2 separate regions of the Homo sapiens genome follow, and region 1 is linked to region 2. A link is a loop called in an ENCODE intact Hi-C map of the cell type or tissue named here. Cell type or tissue: ovary. All regions are shown on one strand. Links, peaks and the distances in the headings refer to the core of each region. The heading gives the core; the rest is flanking DNA. Region 1 overlaps LOC105371308 (a long non-coding RNA gene). Region 2 overlaps LOC105371308 (a long non-coding RNA gene).

Evidence for each region. Hi-C counts contacts between places; a loop is a spot of excess contacts. Peaks named below come from ENCODE experiments on the same cell type or tissue, not always from the same donor. Only the 100,000 strongest peaks of a DNase experiment are listed, where the experiment ranks them.
Region 1: a loop joins it to region 2, with 4 times the contacts of the local background. A loop is called at or near these places in 2 of 110 quality-filtered maps.

The regions. Positions count from the first base shown.
Region 1 is chr16:63,353,758-63,356,680 of GRCh38, reverse strand. The region is part of intron 2 of LOC105371308 (a long non-coding RNA gene); the gene reads left to right. Among named protein-coding and RNA genes, the nearest start is that of LINC02165, 380 kb to the left of the region's middle. In ovary, for the core only: no CTCF peak of the experiment used is centred there; no DNase peak of the experiment used is centred there.
Region 2 is chr16:63,290,971-63,293,893 of GRCh38, reverse strand. The region is part of intron 4 of LOC105371308 (a long non-coding RNA gene); the gene reads left to right. Among named protein-coding and RNA genes, the nearest start is that of LINC02165, 440 kb to the left of the region's middle. In ovary, for the core only: no CTCF peak of the experiment used is centred there; a DNase peak (open chromatin) is centred at 1,655.

The DNA.
Region 1 (2,923 bases), core at 150-2,649, 63 kb before region 2:
ATTGAACAGCACAGCTTTAGAGTAATGATTCTCAAAGTTGGTTCTTTTTCCAAGAGGACCAACATCACCTGAGAACTTTCTAGACGTGAACATCCTTGAGTCATACTCCAAAATTATTCAATCAGAAGTAGTTGGTGATGGGAATACAGTTTGGCAATTTCACGTTCAAAAAGCTCTCCTGGACGTTCTGATGCACACTTAATGTGATACGATGGCAGAACCTGGGAACAGAAAGTGTGGCCCTGGTCCATCAATATCTACATCACTTAGGAGCTTGTGGGCGGGAAGCCACCCAGGTGCCGAGGCAAGAGACTGAAGGCACTAGCTGTTCCAGTATAATAAAGAAAATATATACAATAAGAATAGTTATACAATAAATAGATTATAGATATGATTACATATGAATATTATTAATCATTAGTTTGTAGCATTACTCTTTATTCCAAATTATAATAATCTTTGTTCTACAATTACAACCTAGGAAAAAACAGGCCATACAGAGATAGGAGCTGAAGGGACATGGTGAGAAGTGACCAGAAGACAAGAGTGTGAGCCCTCTGTCACGTCCGGACAGGGCCACTGGAGGGCTCCTTGGTCCAGCGGTAATGCCAGTGACTGGGAAGGCACCAGTTACTTAGCCGACCTTGGTCTAGCAGTAGCGCCAGTGCCTGGGAAGGCACCCCTTACTTAGCAGACCAGGAAAGGGAGTCTCCCTTTCACGTGGGGAGTTAGAGAAGACTCTGCTCCACCACCTCTTGTGGAAGGCCTGACATCAGTCAGGCCTGCCCGCAGCCATCCGGAGACCTAAATGTCTCCCTGTGATGCTGTGCTTCAGCGGTCACACTCCTGGTCCACTTTCATGTTCCGCCCTGTACACCTGGCTCCACCTTCTAGAAAGCAGTAGCAGAATTAGTGAAAGTATTAAAGTCTTTGATCTCTCGGAGAAATACATAGAATAAATAATGACGTAAGCTGTCCCCTCTCTCTCTGCCTGGGCTACCAAATAGGGAAGGGCCCCCTGTCCACACGTGACTTGCGTGACCTTACCTATCATTGGAGAAGACTCACACGCCTTACCCTGCCCTCTTGCCTGCAGCCAGGCATTTGGGGCTACTATGGGTCTCCGTGTCTTGGTGGTAGTGGTCCTCCGGGCCCACCTATCTTCTCTTCTATCTCTTTGTCTTGTGTCTTTATTTCTACCATCTACCGTCTCCGCACACGAAGAGAAAAACCCACAGGCCCTGTAGGGCTGGACCTTACAGAAGCTTATTGAAAATGTACAATTTCAAAACCTGGACTTACTAAATCAGAAAGTGCATTTACAACAAGTCCAGGTGAATTATTTGTGTACAAAGCCTTACATCAGTAGTTCCAAAATCTGAAGGTACGTTTTAATAACCTGGGAAGGTTCTAAAAATATAAATGACTATTACACCAATCAGATTAGAATCAAAGTAGAGCCAATACCTTCTGTTTTGTTGCATTGTTTGTTGTTGTTGCAGTTGTTTGTAACTCACAAATCATATTTATGTACAGTAAAATTGGAGAACCTTTCTCTAGAAACACTATTTACCAAAATGAAGTACTTCAATTGTAAATGGACAGCTCAATATTTTTATTTATTATTATTATAAACAATTCTAATATATGACAAAATTGAAAGAACATTGATATAATGAGAATGTGCATACCCAACACCCATATTCTACTAATTGTACTATATTTGCTTTATCATACACTCATTTTTAAGCCTTTCCTCTGTGTTTAAGTTGTATCTCTTAATCATTTTTAAATTGGGCTGTTTGGGTACCTATCATTGAGTTGTAAAAGTACTTTATAATTCAAGATCCAATTCTGTTTTATATTTTCAAGTCAAGTCCTTCCATTTCTGTTTTCTAAGTTTTGCTTTTTCTGAGAGCAAATCTTACTAATTTTGTTAAAGTCAAGTTTTTCATTTTATAAAATATTTATGTACAGTGATTTCTGTGTTCAACATAAGAAAGCATTCCTTACCCCAAGGTTGCAAACACATTATATTATGAGTTCTAAAATGTTACATTTAGATATTGATATCTCACATAAGCTGTTGCTTGATATAAGCAAGCATTCAAAATTGTTTATAACTTTACTCACTATTCATTGATCATGTATGTGTTAAAATATTTCTGGACACCATTCTGTAGCTCTAAATTATTTGTCTTTCAATGCATCAATACCACATTGTTTTGATTACAGTAGCTTATTTTAGCCATGAGATAAGATAATTCAAGGCCTTTTAATTTGATTACTTTTTACAAAATTATTTTGGCTAATCTGGATTCTTTGAATTTCCATACAAGTCTTAGAATTGAGTTGTCAATTTTCACAAAACAAACTTCTGGAAACTTAATTGGAATGGTGTTCAATATATCATTTAAATTTGGGGAGGATTGGCATTTTAATAATATTGAGACTTTTAAAATACATACATGGTTTGTAACTCAATTTATGTAGGTCTTCTGCAATTTCTTTCTGTAAAAAATGTTAATTTATTTAATTATTTATTAAAAACCTATGCTTTCTTTGCATATTTTAAATAAAACCTATTGTTGAGTGTTTTGATTTGATGCTATTATGAATATATTTTAAGTTTAATGTTATTTCCCTGTGTTGTTGAATACCTATAAATACATACATATATTTATACACACATATATTTACATATATATTTCATGCTTTTCTATATTGGTATTGCATCCTAGAATTTTGCTAAATTCATTTCCTATTCATAGCTTTGTGTTTTTATTAGATTTTTAGATTACTAGATTTTCAGTGTAAATTACTAGATACTTGGCAAATAAATAATGTTTTACTTCTTTTTATGAAGGCCTTCTTCTTTCTCTTGCATTATTGAAATGGCTATAAACTTTATTACAATGTTGAA
Region 2 (2,923 bases), core at 259-2,758:
TAAGACCAGTAGGGAAAAGACCTCTGTCTTGTTTTTTCTTCTTGTATGCTATGAAGCTCTGATGATAGAATGTATAGGGTTTTCAAAAACCCCAGAGAAGGCACATCTAGTAAAGCCTAGGGAGTTAAAAAAAAATCAATTTCAGAGGGCAGGTCATTACTTAGCTGAATTACCCAGGAAATGATGGCAAACCACGATCCAGCAGGATAAACCATCACTTGCAAAGTCATGGAAGTGTCAAGGAGTTGGAGAGTTGGAGAGTTAGAGAATTCAGAATATCTGAAATTTGAGTTTGAGGTGAAATTCATGAACTAGGCAAGAGACCAAATCACACATGAATGTTATAAATTTGGACTCTGTTGTTAAGTATTGTTGGAAGATTTTACACAAGTAGCAGTCATATGAAAAGTTTAGAAAGATCTCCCTGGTGGAAAGATGGAAATTAAATTTGGAGAGTTTAGGAAGTGAGAATGTCATCAGGGTAATTTATTAGACTAGTACAATAGTTCAACTGAGATGTAAAGAGGCCCTTTTCCATGATAATAAATGGAAGAACAGAGACTAGAAAATATATAAAAGATATTTATTGTCAAGGATGTAGAACATGAGTTTGTTTCAAAAAACTCAGTTTTTTTTTTTTTTCGTTCTACAGATGTACAGTTGGGCATCTTTTAAAACAGGGACTGTTAAAATGAGAAAGAATGAAAGCTAAATTGCCTTCAACTTAGAATAATTTCTTTTTCAGCTCTAATTTTCCTACGTTCGCTGTGGAATTAGGTATTGAAATCCACTCAAGTTTCTAATTTTCAGCTTCCTTGCACCAACACAGCCTCACAGCTGTGAATTTGCTAATATAATGGATTCCCAGTTAAATCTAACAGTGGGGTCACTAAACAAACATCCTTGCATGGTGTATTTTCATATTAATAAAACTTAGATCAAAATATGGATATGAATAAACTTAGGGGTGTGTATTTCCACAGAATGGTTCTTAAAGCTATTCTAATTCAACATGTTCCCTTGACCAAGTTGTGACAGATCTAATTTTTTTCATGTGATGTTAAGGGATTGCTATTTTAAATACTTGGCACTACAGTGATGTAGCATTGGTGCAGTTCTTAGATATCTCCTAGTCTAAAATTTAAACAGAGGTATTTAAGTGAGGAAGTGATTTAAAAAAACCCAGATACTTCTAATTTATAATCCTGGGATTAGTTCCCTTGATGAGTCCAAATTAGAACATTCCCCTCTTAAAGCCTGAATTGTTGTTCACTTCAATCATGAAACCCAAACAAACATAGTAAAATATAATGCATAATCCTACATGTCTATATTATTGGAAAATCTGGGGTTTGGAACCTTGGAATCTGTATTACAGTAAAAAAGTAAACCAGGTGTATTAGTCCATTTTCACACTGCTATAAAGACATACCTGAGACTGGGTAATAAAAAAAGAGGTTTCATTGACTCACAGTTCTGCATGGCTGGGGAGGCCTCAGGAAACTTACAATCATGGCAGAAGGGGAAGCAGGCACATCTTATATGGTGGCAGTGAAATGGGAAAAGTTTCCTGGTCCCCCTCGCAGGGCATGCGACAGGGGGAGTGGCTCGCTTCTTCAGTGCCCCGCTGATCACACCTCTAGGGGAGCATACAGATGGGCGGGTCGTGGGGCTCTGACCCCACAGCAGTGTCTAGGTCTGGATGTTGACAGCTCCCGAAGCCCCAGTGGGTGTGTGCTACCGTGTGCTCTTTTAGTTTTGCCATCTATAGGCGGCTTGTGTTAACCAGCTCAATTAGACCCTCTACTCTGTGACAAGGACAGAGGGCTTTCTGTATCGCGGGTCCTTGCCTTGGTGTACTGGAAGAATCGGATCACACCTGGGCTTGGAGAATGAGTGCAAGGTTTTATTGAGTGGAGGTAGCTCTCAGCAGATGGGAGAAGCCAGAAGAAGATGGAGTGGGAAGGTTTTCCCCTGGAGTCGGGCTGCTCAGTGACCTGGGCTCTCCTCCGACTGCCCCAGCCAAACTCCGCATCGTTCTGCCGGTCTATGGCCTGCTGGAGTGTCAGTGCCTGTTGGTGCATTACTCTCCACCTCCAGCCGCTTGTGTGTTCCTCCGCTGACGCGTTCCTCTCGAGGTGCAGCTGCCTGTGTGTCTGCCTGCTAGGGTCTCGGGTTTTGTTTTGTTTTTGTTTTTGTTTTGAGACGAGTCTCCCTCTCTCGCCAGGTTGGAGTGCAGTGGCAAGATCTCGGCTCTCTGCAACCTCCTCCTCCTCCCGGGTTCGATAAATTCTCCTGCCTCAGCCTCTGGGGTAGCTGGGATTACAGGCACCTGCCACCACGCCCAGCTAATTTTTGTATTTTTAGTAGAGACGGGGCTTCACCATGTTGGCCAGGCTGGTCTCGAACTCCTGACCTCAAGTGATCCTCCTGCTTCGGCCTCCCGAAGTGCTGGGATTACAGGCGTGATGAGGGTCTCGGGTTTTTATAGGCACAAGATGGGGGCGTGGCAGGCCAGTATGGTCTTGGGAAATGCAACATTTGGGCAGGAAAACAAAAATGCCTGTCTTCACCTAGGTCCGTGGGCACAGGCCCAGGGGTGGAGCCATAGCCAGAGACCATGCCCTCCTCTACCCAGCACTTCCCTTCCATATCAGCAGGTGAGAGACAGCATGTATGAGCACAGGAAGAACTACCGTTTATAAAACCACCTAATCTTGGTGAGAATTCACTCCCAAATTCCTGAGAGTGGCATGGGGGATCTGCCACCATAATCCAATCATTTCTCACCAGGTCCCTCCCTAAACACATTCGAGATGAGATTTGGATGGGGTCACAAAACCTAACCACATCATTCTGCTTCTGGCCCCTCCCAAATGTCCTCACATTTTGCAAAGCCTAACCATACCACCAGGTAATAATT